2 separate regions of the Homo sapiens genome follow, and region 1 is linked to region 2. A link is an interaction called in ENCODE POLR2A ChIA-PET data of the cell type or tissue named here. Cell type or tissue: CD4-positive, alpha-beta T cell. All regions are shown on one strand. Each heading gives the region's core, and the rest is flanking DNA. Links, peaks and the distances in the headings are about the cores only. Region 1 overlaps NUDT9 (nudix hydrolase 9). Region 2 overlaps AFF1 (ALF transcription elongation factor 1).

The links. Peaks named below come from ENCODE experiments on the same cell type or tissue, not always from the same donor. Only the 100,000 strongest peaks of a DNase experiment are listed, where the experiment ranks them.
Region 1: POLR2A ChIA-PET joins it to region 2 with 6 read pairs; 2 of 35 experiments call an interaction of 5 or more read pairs at or near these places.

The regions. Positions count from the first base shown.
Region 1 is chr4:87,441,381-87,451,184 of GRCh38, reverse strand. It overlaps NUDT9 (nudix hydrolase 9), which reads right to left. Exons shown (of 8, transcript NM_024047.5): 4 at 9,270-9,356; 5 at 1,932-2,043. Among named protein-coding and RNA genes, the nearest start is that of NUDT9, 24 kb to the right of the region's middle. In CD4-positive, alpha-beta T cell, for the core only: no CTCF peak of the experiment used is centred there; no DNase peak of the experiment used is centred there.
Region 2 is chr4:87,100,215-87,108,214 of GRCh38, reverse strand. It overlaps AFF1 (ALF transcription elongation factor 1), which reads right to left. Exons shown (of 21, transcript NM_001166693.3): 9 at 2,533-2,587; 10 at 2,370-2,407; 11 at 1-56. Among named protein-coding and RNA genes, the nearest start is that of KLHL8, 120 kb to the left of the region's middle. In CD4-positive, alpha-beta T cell, for the core only: no CTCF peak of the experiment used is centred there; a DNase peak (open chromatin) is centred at 4,314; H3K27ac peaks cover 3,276 bases.

The DNA.
Region 1 (9,804 bases), core at 923-8,922, 340 kb before region 2:
ATTATCTCTATCCAAGATGCTTTTCTCTAGATATCTGCATGGTTCACTAATTCATTTCCTTCAGATAGTTACCTAACATGCACCTCCTCAGGGAGGTCTTCTCTTAACTGCCCTGTCTAAAATCGCAAACTCTCAAACACTTCCTAGTCCTCTACCTTGCTTTTGTTTCTTAATACTTACTGCCTTCTAACATGCGATATATTTAACTTATGTATCTTATATTATCTGTCTCTCCAACTGGAATGGGAGCACCAAAAGACAGAGGTTATTTGTTCATGTTGCTCTGTTGTATTCTCAGTGTCTAAAATATTAGCTGACAAAAGGAAGATACTAAAAATACACTGATTAGATGAATAACTGTCAAAATGATAACAATGACAGCAGTTTCCTGATAAGAATTTTAAATAACAATAAAAATGCAAGATTCTATGATGAAATCATTATTACGTTATTGCTTTCAACCTAAGTGAAGTTTGACTATTTGGCTCATAGAAATTAGCCTAAAGTTCACCAAGCACAGTGGCTCATGCCTGTAATCCCAGCACTTTGGGAGGTCAGGGTGGGTGGATCACGAGGTCAGGAGTTCAAGACCAGCCTGGCCAAGATGGTGAAACCCTGTCTCTACTAAAAATACAAAAATTAGCTAGGTGTGGTGGTGGTCGCCTATAATCCCAGCTACTCGGGAGGCTGAGGCAGGGAATTGCTTGAACCCAGGAGGTGGAGGCTGCAGTAAGCTGAGATCATGCCATTGCACTCCAGCCGGGCAACAGAGTGAGACTCCGTCTCAAAAAAAAAAAAAAAAAAAAGAAAAAGAAAAAGAAATTAGCCTAAACTTTTATCAGAGTCGGCTGAGATCCTTATTTCCACTCATTTTTATTCTACACAGAAAAAAACATTCTTGCAGACAACTGTATGTTTTTATAAAGAGTCATCCTCATATCAAACTATCTCCATTTCACAATATGGTATAAAATATAAAACCCTCTACCACACACATAAACATTTTAAACGGCCACTTCAGGCCAGGTGTGGTGGCTCACACCTGTAATCCCAGCACTTTGGGAGGCCCCGGGGCAGGCAGATTGCTTGAGGCCAGGAGTTCGAGACCAGCCTGGCCAACGCAGTGAAACCTGTCTCTACTAAAATTACAAAAATTAGCCAGGCATAGCGGCACACACTTGTAATCCCAGCTACGTTGGGAGACTGAGGCACAAGAATTGCATGAACCCAGGAGGCAAAGGTTGCAATGAGCCAAGATTGCGCCAATGCACTCCAGCCTGGGCAACAGAGTGAGACTCTGTCTCAAAATAAATAAATAAATAAAAAATAAAAAATAAATGGCCACTTCAAATATACCACTGCCATAAATTCAAACTACAAGCCAACAAAAGTATACTCATCTTGATAACATTATAGAAATTATTTAAACTACACAGAACAGTAAATAACAAAAGCTAATTTTTTAAATATTGTCAAAAGTTATCAGAATTCAACCAAAAAGTGCTTAAAAATACTACCTTGGGCTTGGAGTGGAGGTTAAATTCTGAAATGGGACCCAACATAATGAATGCCTATTAAATGTGATCTCTAATAATCCTGTGAAGTAGATCTCTTTATTTTAAAGATGAGGGCCTGAACTCCCAATCACCCAGCTGCAAGTAGAACGGCCAGAACACAGACCTACATCTAACTTCAAAGCCCACGTTATTTCCCAAAGGTGTCAGAATTACACGCAGATTCTAACAGTCTTGGATTATCCTAAACTTGTTGCTGACAATGACACTTCATGCAGGGATGAAAAACATAAGAATTACTAAATGAAGTGGGAAGGAATAGAGGAAAATGGAATAGAAAAGATTCACAAACAATAACCCTGTAGTAAGTAAAGCAACTAAAAGGAACTTAAACACTAATTTAATTTTAATGCTTACCCCTGGGATTGCCCATTCTCCACAGTCTTTCCTTTTTATTGCAACAAATTGTAAGATATGCTTCCCAGAAACAGGATGCATGATTTTATTTCCACTGCTATCCCTTTTCCATCTGTGAATAGTAATATAAAATCATAACGGATTTACAACAAAAACTAAGGTTCTATCTCAAACTTGAGATAAAGTTACAAGGACTTTTTCTTTAAAGCAGAGTATATATAAATTTATCTCAAATCAGCTAGTTTTATTTAAAACTATTGATTTTTACTGGAAATATTCTATATTCATCACTGTTACAAACCAGGACAAATGTCTACATTACATAAAAGACACTACATTATCTGTAATGAAAATTCAGGATATAAACAATTTTTACTACTTAAAGTATTAACAAAAAAAGAAGTAGCAGAATAGAATTTAAAGAAAAGGTTATCAAAGTTTTTTAAAAAATAAGTTTACGAATCCCCTTTTAAAAATTACTGGTAGTTGCCAGGCGCAGTGTCTCGCACTTGTAATCCCAACACTTTGGGAGAATTGCTTGAGCTCAGGAGTTCAAGACCAGGATGGGCAACAACGGAAGACCTCATCTCTACAAAAAATAAAAAATTAGCTGGGTGCAGTGGCATGCACCTATAGTCCTAGCTACTTGGGAGACTGAGGCAGAAGGGTCACTGTACCCAGGAGTTTAAGGTTGCACTGAGATAAGATGGTGCCACTACACTCCAGCTTGGGCGACAGAGAGAGGGCCTATCTAAAAATAAGAAAAAAAAAATTACTGGTAGTGAAAAAGGCATGGTAAGATTTGCTTTGGGCCAGGCGTGGTGACTCACACCTGAAATCCCAGCACTTTGGGAGGCCAAGGTGGGTGGATCACCTGAGGTCAGCAGTTCAAGACCAGCCTGGCCAACATGGTGAAGCCCTGTTTCTACAAAAATACAAAAATTAGCTAGGCATGATGATGGGTGCCTGTAGTCCTAGCTACTCAGGAGGCTGAGGCAGGAGAATCACTTGAACCCAGGAGGCAGAGGCTGCAGTGAGCAAAGATCGTGCCATTACACTCCAGCCTGGATGACAGAGTGAGACTCCATCTCAAAAAAAAAAAAAAAAAAAAAAAATTTGCTTTTAACAGTTCACCCTGTGCTAAGAGAAAAGCAGATTATATGACCCAGTTTAGCTGGTGTCAAAAGCAGTACTTCTCAATCTTTTTTTTTTTTTTTTTAAAAAGACAGGGTCTTGCTCTGTCACCAAGGCTAGAGTACAGTGGTGCAATCATAGTTCACTGTAACCTTAAACTCCTGGGCTCAAGCAATCCTCCTGTCTCAGCCTCCTGTGTAGCTAGGACTACAGGCGTGGGCCACCATGCCCAGCTAATTTTTTTTGTTTTACAAATGGGGTCTCCTGCTATGTTACCCAGCTGGTCTTGAACTCCTGGCCTCAAGCCATCCTCCCACCTCGGCATCCCAAAGTGCTGCAATTACAGGTGTAAGCCACCCGGCCCTGCTTCTCAATCTTTATGCCCTCTGATTTGATAAACAAAAAAAACTCTATCCTTTTATTTTATATTTTAAATTGAATTGCTTATGGGTTTTGTAGAAAGTATCAAGGCAATGTTAGTTTCAGAATACACTTTTTCTAACCACACTCTCTTTGCCAGAGATGTTGATATTAATAAATCTCCCCTTCCCCTTCCTCACCTCCATATCAACCTCTAGCCCAATTTTAGGAATTGTCCTAATGATCTCTCAGGCAAAACAAAACAAAACAAAAAAAAAAAAAACTTCCAATGCTAAACCAAAAAAGAAGGTCTATGATATAAGTATTACTCTGGATGAAACCCAATAAAATATTAGTATGCATATGAGTTTCCAAATTTCCTTATATAGTAGCTGACTACCATATCTACCATATCTAGTTCCTCCCATGAAAGAGCTCATAGTCTAGCAGTGGCTCTAAATTAGCAGAAGGGTGATAGTTTGATGAGTATATTAAACAGAAATGAAATAATAATTAGTACAAGAGGGCACATCTGTTTTTAAAATGCCAGAAAGGGGAATACATAAGCAAGAAACAAAGTCATAAAATAAAATAATGTGTTCAAGAAACTGAATGTTCATATGGGGTCTAGCACCATGGGCATCAGTGAGGGAAAAGATAGACCAGAAAAGTGGGCAACAGGCTTATACGACAAGATTCATCTAATTCGTTTACTTAGAGAGCCAGAGAGTGTTTTTAAGCAGGGTAAAACCATAACCAGTTTGTATTTTAGAAAGCTCACTCACTTTGACAAAAGCATGTATGTTGGTCTGGAGGAAAGCAAGACTGGACTCAAGAAGATCAGCTGGGAGGCTACTACTATGATCCAGGTAAAAGATGATGACAGGACAGAAGACAGTATGGATTTTATTTTTATTTTCTAAAAGCCATTTAGATAGCATTTATTATATATATATAAAACACTGTTCTAAGTGCTTTAATGTATTTATCCATTTAAGCCTCAAAACAACCCTATAACATAGTTGTTTTATTATCTTTATTTTACAGATATGGAAAATGAGGCACAGAAAAGTTAGGTAACTTCCCCAAGACTACAGTGTTAACAAGGGCGTAAACACAACTTTGAACCTGGACAATCTGGTTCCAGAATCTGTGTTCTTAATTACTATACTATCTACTTAAACTGAACAAGCAGAATGTTTACACTAATTAGATAAGAGGAAAGACGGCCAGGAGCAGTGGCCCACGCCTGTAATCCCAGCACTTTGAGAGGCCGAGGCAGGCAGATCACGAAGTCAAGAGATCAAGACCATCCTGGCCAACATGGTGAAACCCTGTCTCTACTAAATACAAAAAATTAGCTGGGCGGGGTGGTGTGCACCTATAGTCCCAGCTACTTGGGAGGCTGAAGCAGGAGAATCACTTGGAGGTTGCAGTGAGCCGAGATAGCACCACTACACTCCAGCCTGGGCGACAGAGCTAGAATCTGTCTTAAAAAAAAAAAAAAAAAAAGGAAAGATAAGAAGGCAAATGGTGGCTATGTTCACTCATAAACATTTACTGGCACCTACTACACATCACATGCAAGGAGCTGGGAAAACAAAGACTCAATACAGCTACTGCTCTTCAGCCAGCCAGTTGTGACTATGAAACAAGGATGAGAAACAGAATAGAGAGAGATGCTGGCCACTGGCCAGGTGTAGTGTGGTGGCTCCTGCCTGTAATCTTAGCACTTTGGGAAGCCGAGGTGGGAGGACTGCTTGAGATCAGGAGTTCAAGACCAGCCAGGGTAACATAGCAAGACCCATCTCAAAAAAAAAAAAAAAGAGAGAGATGCTACTGGGGAGAAGGCAGGATCAGAGAGATGATCAGCAGCTTGCATATGTTCTCAGATTTTATTCTGAAGGACAAATGTATGGATTTTAAGCAGAGTAGCTTCTTGCTATATTATTTATTAGTATTAAATACATTATCACCAATTTTAAAACAAAATTTCTTGATCTAACAGAACTAATACATCATTTTAATTGACGAACCTAATAAACATTTACTGAATATCAGTAATATTTCTATGCCCTATTGCTATTCCCTCCCCAGTTCTAACAGTATGTACCTTCCTGTCTTTAACCAAAAGTGAACAGAAAATGAAATTGTCATCAATTGTTTGACCTGAATTTATTCACAATAATATATTAACACTTCCCAACTCATTTTGACTCTAGAGGATCTGAAGAAACTTTTGATAATTGTACCTGGACAATCTCTAGGAGAGATGCCTGGGAATCCGAAAATTTAACACCTGCCCCGGAGCTTCTGAAAAAGTTTATGAAATCCTGAACAACGCTGTTTTGAATCATGAAGTGCATACTTGAAAGAAAGGGGGGTGAAATCTTGGCTCTGAAAGTGCCTGGGTGATTCTCCAGTAGAATGAATATACTCTAAAACAATGATAAAAAGTACAGTATAGTAAAGACTCACTAGTGGTGTAACAGAAAAAGTACAGTATTTAAAGCCACTTACCCCTGATTCAGATGTCAGATCTACAACATTTAGGCAAGTAACTTAACCCCAGTGAGTCTCTATTTTCAAATCCTCAAAATAGATATATCAATACCTACTTGGAGGGGCTTCTGTGAAAAACAAATAGAAAAACTAATGATAGCACTGACAGGATGCCTGGAATAGACTAGTCTAAAAGTAGAATACTTTTAACAATTCATCTAAGGCTTGAATCTTCCTTCAACATCTTTCATTCTTCTCTGTTCCATTTCTGCTGCCTCTCATCTATTTAGAGGAACTCATCAATTTATTAATTAATGCATTACTATTAATTATTAATTAATGCATTATTGAGATAACAAAGAACATCAACTTAAGAGTACAGTTGAAAGCCAGACTCTGCCACCTGTGGGCTCTCTTATAGCCTCGGACCATCTCTAAGCCTTCAGTTCTCTTATCTGTATGACAAAGTTAAGCTAAAAAAGTCTACCATTTCAAAACAACTTGATACACAATCACCATGTATACTCCCAGCCACTATTGGGTCCACCATAGATAAAGATAAGCTAACTAGATTCTAACCTTCAAAACTCTGGCTTCCCTTTTCTGCTCTTGTCCCCTTACTAGCATTACATTCCTGTTTCAAACATTTCATACCTTCCTGTTTTTAGCCAGCTTCACCAAAATCAGAAACTAACACTGCCATTAATATTTTTTTTATTAACTCTTTCCATCTCATTTAAACCATAGAGGTTCTAACAGTATGTGGATGGAGAGGTAGGCTGATCAGTAGTTAAGTAAGTAGGTAGGTGAATGGGTGAGTAAGTGGATGGATGGATGGAGGGAAGATAAAATTTGGGGTTGGGTAAAGATCCTTTTTGGCAGGAGAATCAAGAGGGCAAGTAAGAAAATAAGACCGGGTGAGAATGGGTGCCTCTTCCAGTAACTTGAAAATAAAAAAATATATAAAGAGTTAAACTATCAAATTATTATTATATCTCAGATCAAAGAAAAACAGAGTCTCCTTGAAGAAAAGCCCCCAAAATATCAAAACTAAGAAAGTAACAATATGAGGATATTTGCATTATTTAAAGAAAGAACATGACAATTCCACGTGGGGAGACAGATGGTCAGCAAAGAAATTCTAAAAGTAAAAAAATAAAAATTAAAAGGATGACAAATATGACAATATTTCAGGTACATTAGAAAGATGATTCCTGTGGAGATAGCTAAGCATATCTAAACATTAGATTCACTGACCTTCTTAATTCTGATTCATGCTCATCAAGAGACTTGAATATGATTTGGCTTACCACATAGGTCTGCCTCGGAAGAGAATGCCTCTCCCCCGTTCTGAAACCTTCAATGGCTCCAGTCCATACTCCTAACTTTGGCATTTAAAATTCTCCACAATAAAACTGCACAAAAATTAACTTTAAGTTTCATTTTTCGCCCACTACTCTTCTACAAGAATATTCTGTTTCAACCAAGCTGGTCTCTACTCAGATATTACTACAAACCCTTTTCTTAGGCTTCCTGCTGTCTCCCTACCCAAGGTTCAAGTTCAGCTCAAATCTACCTGCTTTATAAAGCCTTTCTTGGGTGCACTAGTTTACCACAGTCATGACCCACATCCAATCTTCTAATCTTCTAAAGCATCCTGAATCACCCATATTATTTGATCACATTTAACATGTTTTCTTACTTCACATTTTCCATCTTGCAACTAAAGCCATTGCTCTTCAGTGACAGAGAACCAGCTTAGGATTCTTAGAATTTTTTATATTTACCAAAGTGCCTACTCAATGCTGAGAACAAATAGATGTTCAATAAATAGATGCATAAATAGAATTTACCTTCTTTATATAATGCCTAACCTACTCATATAAGTACAGCTTTATACTTACATCGCATCACTATGATTTTATATAAAGTCTCTTTAAAATATCAATTATATATACATCTGCATGCATATTTATGTAATATACATGTGCAGGCATGTGTGTGTGTGTATAGTCGTGCCACATAATGATGTTTTGGTCAATAACAGACCACATATGCAACGGTGGTCCCATAAGATTACAATGGAGCTGAAACATTCCTATCACCTAATGATGTCATAAGCCATTGTCAATATCCTCACCCAATGCATTACTCACATGCTTGTGGTGATGCTGACGTAAACAAACCTACTGCACTGCCAGTCATAAGAGTACAATCACATACAGTATATAATACTTGATAATAAGTGACTATGTTACTGGCTTATGTATTTACTATACTGTACTTTTTATCATTATTTTAGAGTATATTCCTTCTACTTATAAAAAAAGTTAACTGTAAAACAGCCTCAGGCAGGTCATTCAGGAGATATTCAAGAGGAAGGCGTTATTATCATAGGAGATGACAGCTCCATGCATATTACTGCCCCTGACAACTTTCCAGTGGGACAAGATGTGGAGGTGGAAAACAGTGATATTGATGATCCTGACCTTGTATAGCCATAGGCTAATGTGTGTGTTTGTGTCTTAGTTTTTAACAAACAGTTTAAAAACAAACAGAAGAAACAACTTTTTTTAAATTAAAAAAAGTGCACAGAATAAGGAGGTAACAAAAGAAACTATTTTTGTACAGTTGCATGATGTGTTTTAAGCTGTTACTATAAAAAAGCCAAAAAGGTTTTAAAAATGTTTAAGTTTATAAAGAAGTTACAGTAAGTTAAGGTCAATTTATTATTAACAAAATGAAAATATTTTTTATAAATTTGGTGTAGCCTAAGTATGCAGTGTTTATAAACTCTACAATAGGGGACAGTAATGTCTTAGGCTTTCATGTTCACTCACCACTCACTGACTCACCCAGATCAACTTCCAGTCCTATAAGCTCCATTCAGGGTAAGTGCCCAAAACAGGTGTATGGTTTTTTATCTTTTATATCGTGTTTTTACCTACTTTCCCTATGTTTAGATATACATACACTTACAATTGTGTTACAGTTGCCTATAGTATTCAGTACAGTAACATGCTGTACAGGCTTGTAGCCTAAGAGCAATAGGCTATAGCATATGGCATAGGTGTATACTACTTATACAATTGCACCTACACAATCTAGTTTTATGTAAATATACTCTATGATGTTCACACAACAACAAAATCACCTAATAATGCATTTCTCAGAACGTGTCCTCATTGTTAAGCAATGCATGACTGTATACATACATATATATACAAACACATACATATGTATATACACACAGGTATACATATATACACAAACATAGCTACAGTCTGCAATTTTTCTATCACTTAGCTCTTTGCTACTGATATGCTTTTTATTGGTTCTTACCTGGTTATAATGGGATCTGCAGCGTGATTTGGGCCCCATCGCCCCAAAAGCCCCCGGCCCACCAGTCCAGTCCGTCCTGCAGGATTTCTGGAAAAACAAAAAAAGCATAAAATCAATTGAATGTGTTCATCTTTTTAACCTGATTTGATATAACCCAAAAGAAGAGAACATAAGCAGTAAGACAGAATAAGTCCTTACAAATCCAATGGAACTATCACATATCTGGTGCTGAAGTCATGTATTTCATGACACTGCTATTTAATTTTTCTTTTGCGCATGTGATATGCTTTAAACTTGATCCAGAAAGAGGCTCTCATACCCCAAGTGGTTCTACAATGTGATGATTTGTTTCAGTTTTCACCTATACTCCTAAATTCAAACTGGAACGTTCCTGGTTTCTTCTGGAACACCTAGATCTCTCTTCACTTTCTCATTATTCTCATTTCCTACTCTACTCTCCTACAACCCTTCCTATTAAAATTGTCCCTGTTACATTAAATCCCTTTTTCCTCAATGGTTTCTGGATTTTTATTAT
Region 2 (8,000 bases), core at 1-8,000:
ACTCTGCACTGCTGGAATGTGCTGATGCCACTGGTTCTGGAAGGGACTGTGGAGCACTGCAAAGCAACCAAAAGATAAAATTAGAAGGCACGATACAAGGTGGATTTCTTCTTTCTCCCTTGCCCATTTTCCTGCTACTCAAAAGGGCGGGCCTTGGTATTAGATACACTGCTAAACTATCATGTCATCCAACTGAGAGAGGCCCAAAGTAGTTTAATAGAAAAGCAAAAACCTCTGAAAACTGATTGCCAGATAAATGCATAAAAGAGAAGCCTGTGAAATTTTACTCCTGAAGAATATGTCAAGTGATCCAAAATTTAAGTTAGATGCTGGGTGCTTCATATCAAGGGTTGGTAAACCATTGCCTAGGCTGGCTGCCTGCTTTTCTAAATAAAGTCTTATTGGAAGACACCCATACCCATTTTTTTAATGTACTATGTTTGCTTTTATGCTGCAATGGCAGATTTGAACAGCTGCAATAGAGACATATATGGCCCACAAAGCCTAAAATATTTACTATCTGATCCTTTTAAGTTTGCTGGTCTCTGTTACACATAACCAAATCAAATTAATTTCTGTAAGAAAAGCCAGTAAGTTAAAATCTCCCTATATTCTCTAAACAAGAACTGGGTGGTAGCCAAAGACCACTAAATATAAATGGTGTTCCTTTGCAAGGTGAACTCAAAAGTAACCAACCACTCACACTTCCTGGAAGAACTACAAAACGGACCATTCTTCGTAAGTGGCTTAGGGATCATCCCCAAATGTCAGACAAAGTAGAGATTATCTACTCCAAATTTTAAGAATGGGGCAATAAATCTAAGTTAGTAAGAAAACACATTGATCACACTGCTAGACACATATATAATTTCAAAGCATATATAATCTTAAAGCTTCACCCTAGATGGTATTAATTAAAGCAATAAGTCATTAACTATAATCTGGACAGATTTCAAATCTACCTAAAATATTTTCAAAATAGATTCATAAATAACACATATTAGAATAAAAATTATTAAACAATAACAAAATCACTAGTTGAGGTAACTTTAAAACACACACGATACCACTATATAATTTCCTCACAGAAATGCTGCACCCAGTTGGTGGCCCTGTCTCCATGGCAGCTGAAGAGCGTAAGCCAGTGATGAGCAAAAGGGGATACACTCTCAATGTTACTCCTGCCTCAAATTTGTACCCCCGCTTGGTCTCTTCTTTTTCCTTTTCCTCCACTTTTAGAAGTTAGGCTACCTTGTCATGTTTTATGAGTCATCATAACCCACCAGAAATTACTGAACAAAATAAGATATAATTGAACAAGCAAACCTTATGAATCTGTAAGAGTGCACATAATCACATGGGCTTCCTCCACATTAACTGTAACATCCCCTGCATAATGGACAAGATTTTATTGCTAATGTCGTCTCTGAGTGGATGAGCACATCTCAAGTGAGTAAAATAACTTTGTCCATGAAAGGCAGGTACCTGGCATATTACCAGAGGAAAGTATTATAAAAGAAGTTCAAATAGTTCATATTTTCAAAAATTAAATCATCACATTTCCTAAAGTATGGCTGGCTTATTCCATTTCCCATCACACTAAAATGTACTGCTGGTCATTTTGAAAAGCAGCTGAAACAATATGAAAATTCATGTAACTAAGAAAACAGGCATAATGGAAAAGAAGTTCTGGAAATAACTGAGCTTTATTGAAAACAGCAAATCTGTTACCTCCATTAAAACACTGGGCTCGTCAGTTTAACTTTTCAAATATTGATTACCTAATACTGATGATAAATTGTATTTTAAGCTTGTTTGTAAACTCCTTTTTTGAGACAGAGTCTCGCTCTGTCACCCAAGCTGGAGTGCAGTGGCACGATTTCAGCTCACTGCAGCCTCCATCTCCTGGGTTCAAGCGATTCTCCTGGCTCAGCCTGCCGAGTAGCTGGGACTACAGGCATGCGCCACCATGCCTGGCTAATTTTTGTATTTTTAGTAGAGACAGGGTTTCACCATGTTGGCCAGGCTGGTCTCGAACTCCTGACCTCAAGTGATCTGCCCACCTCAGCCTCCCAAAGTGCTGGGATTACAGGCGTGAGCTAGCACGCCCAGCCTGTAAACTCTTAAAAATCTTTAACATCTATACTGATGATGTAGATGAGTGTGGGGCTCTCGCTTCTATAGGGTTAACAACCTCCCTATGGCTGATTTAAGCTTCCAAAATATTAAACAGGTACTTTCCTTTTACTGTGATCCTTCAGCTCCTTCCCATGACAAAAAATGTGAAAGTACTAAATAAGGCTTTATTTTTCCCATTTGGTAAAAAATTGCAAACATTCTGTACAGATGGGGAGAAACCCACACGGTACCTTGGAGGTGCAGATGAGGAGGGAGGCTTCTCTGGGGTCTAGGCATTCACAATAAGGGGAAGAAAGACCAGGAAAAGAACAAAAAACAGGTTAGAACAAGCAGCTCAGATCTGTTAGATGTATTTAAAAGGACTCCTGGTATTACAGGCTGTGCAACACTTACTTGTTCACTGTCACTGTCCTCACTGTCACTGAGCTGAAGGTCGTCTTCGAGCATGCTGGAATGGGCAGGGACACAGAGAAGAATGAATGTGAAATGATTTCTAACAACTTTTCTAGCATGTAAATAGAAAATATGCCTAATTAAACAAAGAGAGAGGATATGTGTAAGTTTTCTTTATTTATTAAAGGCTGTGACTTCCTGAAAATGTTAAGTTTTACAATTATACAATTACAATGTACGAATACAATTATAATTATACAATTATAACACAGAAACCAGTTAAGTGCAAGCCTCTTACCATCTCAAAACAGACTCTTTCACATGCTACAACACTGAAGCAGAACTACCACAAGACAAGGATTCGTTGCGAGCCCTGAGACTAAAGTCCTTCACTCCTAATCAGTGAAGTCAGGGTCCATGCAAACAAAACAAATGGGGAGGGATACATAATATACTCAATTACTTTCTTCCATAAGCTCTAACTGAACTAAAGTAGTTAGCCATTAAATGAATTAAAGTTGAATGAATGAATATTTGTAAAGCACTCAGAACAGTGCCAGGCACATAAAAAGTTCAACATTAGAATTAAATACACAGTAAGATGTATGATGCTATCAAGGCAAACATCACCCAACAGTGCAGTTACTTTACATTTCTGTCTAAAGGACATTATTAATAGTGAGCTTTATTTTTGACAATAAATTATTCTCTTTTGCCTATGTGAACACTGATCAATGGGAAGAACAGTAATACAAACTCGATTGTCTACACATTATGTTTAACCTTATTGCTATTGTTTCAGTGAGGAAAAAAAAAAAAATTTCCTCAAACTTGGATTAATGTATCTGTAGGCATTCTGGCTTATGGTGAACCTAAATAGTAAAAAGCAAACATTTGTCAATCTGTACATGTGTTGTCAAATTTTAAAAACTCCACCGGCAAATTATTTGAGGTTAAAATCCTTCAGTATTTCCAAAAACACCTATTCAAAAATCTGATCAACAATTTTTACTGCAAAGCCATATCTACCACTGAAGAAAGCAGGCATGGTGTCTTTGGAAATCCTGGTAAAAATCACTATGTTTTCTAATGAAAATGAACGAAACTTGGCTGTTTCGTAAATGACCGCCTACATGAGGTGGTAATTCTGCCAAGAAACAACTTTCATAAATGTACTAAAAACATACTGGGATAAGTTTCTAAATAAAATGAAAACTGTTAGCAACTTGTAAATGTAGATCTTGCTCAATATTTATCTAACAGAAGCTAAATTCATATTTTTATTTCTTTTTGAGACAGGGTCTCACTCTGTTACCCAGGTGTGATCTTGGCTTACTGCAACCTCTGCCTCCTGGGCTCAGGCAATCCTCTTGCCTCAGCCTCCCGAATAGTTGGGACTACAGGCACAGGCCACCATGCCCGGCTAATTTTTGTGTTTTTGTAGAGATGAGGTCTTACTATGCTGCCTAGGCTGGTCTAGAGCTCCGGGTTCAAGTGGTCTGCCCACCTCAGCCTCCTAAACTGCTGGGGTTACAGGCGTGAGCCACCCTGCACAGCTAAATTCATATTTTTTCAAGGCTAGAAAATATAGCCTTCAGTCATAGGACTTGTCAGTTAGCAACGTAATGGTATACAAAAAAAGTCACTCAACAGGTTTATTGCTAAATGGTGGCTGGGCTGAGTTATACACAAACAAAAGATAAAAGATGTATCTTTGAAATAAATGTAAAGTATAATACAACCAGAAAAAAATCTGGCAAAGTGTATTCAGCATTAGTCACCAACCACAACAAAACAAAAAACTGACCTCTTTCTTAGTTACTAGGTTTGTTTTGAATAAAACTGATTTGCCTTAATTCCTGTAACATCAATGATCATGTAATCCAACCACATTTCCTGTTTTGAGCACAGGATTAAAAATTCTGTAACTTTCTCTTCTAGCTACCAAACATCTAACTTCCAAGAATATACTCTCCTAAAGTAAGTCAGAAAGTTAGAGAAAGTTCTGACTTTTGGCTCCACTTCCTCTTCAGGATAAACAGGCACCATGAAAATGCTGTCCCAGATTCTAAAAATTTTCCCTGCAGAGAATTACATAGATAGTAACAAAATAAGCCTACAGATACAAAACCTATTCCAAACCTAAAGAGTACGGACTGTGATCTCTGAAGGAAGATTGCAAAAGCTGTCTCCAAAGAAACACTCAGAAATGATAAACCAGTATGGTCAAACAAAACCTCTCCTCCCTCATTTGGGATGTATTGGGATTTATACATAAAGTATTTTACTTAATAAAAATTTGTGAGTATAATTTATTTGATAAAGAATAAACATATCTCACATGAGAATCAGCAGATATGTGTATTACTAGTGTCTGCTGGCACAGCCAAGAGTAACCACAAACTATTCCAGAAAGCCTGATTTACTGTATCACCAGAGGTGGGTATCTCAACGTAAACTAGCATGCTATTATTGGAGGAGAAAATGGCAGCAAGAAAAAAATTTTTTTCTAAAGTTTTTGATTAAAAAACATGTACAACATCTACTTTTTTTAAGTTACAAGTCATAACTAAGTTATGCTAATATAGAAAATTAATCATGAATGCCATTAGAATTTTTTTTAAACAGAAAATCTATGTAGCTGAAGACAGTTTGATGACAGGTGAAGGATTTTTAGGCCTAAGGACAAATTTTAAAGGAATTTAAATTTCTTTTAAATTTAAGAGGCTAAGGTCCTCTGCCTGTCCCACAAACTGTATTTGAAGCCAAGCACATACTATATGTGAAGAATCAGTCGTTGAATGTGAAAAATGAGGAGATGAACTACAGCACACCTGGGTGAGCACCTCTGTCCCCATGACAAGAGAATCCAAATCTCTTAGACCCAGTCTCAGTCACGGCAATAAAGCCTAGGTCAAGAGAACAGAAAGCTCAATGGATATGCTTCTTCTTTCTCACCTATAAATTTTTTTTTAATTAGGATCAAATCATTTTCACCTTTTATATTCTGTCTAGAAACTGGTAGGTATCCTAAAACAGCAGGCTGAATGAATAGGACCCCTTTGTTGAATAACAGTATCATGTAGCTGTGCCCACTATGTGATCAGAACAGACACTGCTTATCATTACAATCCTGTGTGGTGGCTTTTGACCATCCCTTCACATTCTAAGGATGAGGAAAACAGCCACCTGACATGCCCAAGATCCCCTTGTTCTGGCCAATGTATTACACAATGGTTAGAAAACCCAACTGATGGAATTAAATCTAAATTCCAGAACCCACCAAGAGAGAGACTTTGATTTAAAATAAAACTACTTTCCTATTGGAACTCAATATGTTATGTTTCCCTTATGAAGACAAATTAACTTTTAAACCTTATATACTTTAACTGGTCAAATAACAAGTTTCATTTCCAAATGCCAAGTCAAGGCAGTTATTTCAAAACATATACAACCGTATTACCTACTTTGACACTGTTCAAAAGAAGCCAAATCGCTCAGGTAAAGCAACTCTTTACATGTAGATTTAATCACATTTTACATTTGGTTAGGTAAACTTTTTGCTTACAGGTAACAAACAATTCTCAAAACCCTTTGTACAACTGCTTTTTCAGGCAGCTGTTCTAGCAAAGCTTAAAGAGCCACATACAGGTTCTGGCAGACACGCTGCAGTGAGTCAACCCGATTGCTACTGTGTGAAGACATAAAGACAAGTCGCCATTTATTTTCCATTTCTTAGTACTGGGCTTGCCCAAAGCTTTCACTGCCAATATTTTGTAACATCTCAATTCAGACCCAAAAAGTATTTACATAACCTTATTTCTTGGCTTAACATTTCTTAAGATCACTTTGAGAAAGAGTAAGTGCTCATAGTAGTTACTTAAAATTAGTAAGTCACAGCCATGGTATCAGGTGTGCTAAAAATAATAAGAAAAGTAACACTTTTCGGGAACCACTAACAAGTATGTGAGAATGTGTAAACTTATAGAATCTCACAAATCTGAAACTGATCCGGGGATAGGATGGGCAATGGCACACAAGGCAGGAGAAAGAGGCTGGGCTCCAGAGCACATCCAGAATCCCAGGATTTTTTTTTTTCTTTTTCAGACAAGGTCTCACTCTGTCGCCCATGCTGGAGTGCAGTGGCACCATTATGGCTCACTGCAAACTCTTCGCCGTCCAGGTTCAAGTGACCCTCCTACTTAAGCCTCCTGAGTAGCTGGGACCAAAGGTTTGTGCCACCATGCTTGGCAATTTTTTAAAGAAATCTTTTGTAGAGACGAGGTCTTACTATATGCACAGGCTGGTCTCAAACTCCCAGGCTCAAGCAGTCCTCTCATTTCAGCCTCCCAAAGTGTTGGGATTACAGGTGTGAGCCTGGCCGTAGAATCCTGGCATTTTCAAAGCAATCAGGCTCTGATTCCTTTCTTGATGTATGCCAGAAATAAGGACTGCCCGTGCATTCTAAGAGATGGTGGGAGGTTACAAATTACGAAGCAGGCTAAACGAAGAAGAGATGAAAAAGTGAAAAGGTAGATCTCCAGCAGTTGTGACACAACATATAATAGGAAATCTCCAAATGGTGACAATAGTTAGAAGGCAGAATTCAAGTTCATGGGAAACTTTCCACAGGAATTATGGGGTAACAAGATAGAGGGGAAACTGACTCTACATGATTAACTCTAGTGAAAGAGGTTAATGGTTGATATGATAAAAATGGTGCTGGAGTTATAAAAGATTATTTAAACTCCATGGACGAAGTGAAGATTATCTGATGTCAAATAAGGAAATGAGAAAAATCACAAGAGTGTAAATGAGGGAAAATCTGAAGTTAAATCAGTAGATTAAATCAGTAAGTATGACAAGGTAAAAGAATGATATACTTTTAACAGAAACAAAATCTAAAATATTACTCTAAACCATGTCTATTAAATACTGTATATAGGTATTCAATCAAGTTTATCGTGTAGAATCTTTCCTTCTGCATTTATTCTGAGCACTTACTATGTGCCAGGCACTGCTCTAGACCCTATGGCTACAACTCTGAGCCGAAAAATATCCCCGCTAGTCTAGAGGAGGAAGACAACTAAAATACACCATTTCTCAATGGGTAACAAGCTTGTGGAGGGAAAAGGATAAAAGAGAAAGGATGGCTAGAGGTCACTCTTTTATACAGGGTAGTTAGGGAAAACTACTGATAAAGGCCACCCCAGGTCACAGCTGAAAGGAGGGAGAGAGCACAATGCAAGTCTTGTGGGGAGAGTCATCACAACACCAAAAAGAGCAGGGAGGCCAAGCCTGCCAGAATGGAAAATGGACATGTGTGTCAGGGACAGGCCGTGGTAGGGGATAGGTTATGGAGGTTCTTGGAGGCCCTTGCTAGGAGGCAGGAATGTTAATATGCTTGTGAAAGTGGACCACACCTTGTTGGTTTAACAGCCCAGCATCCCACAGAGAGGGTAAAATAC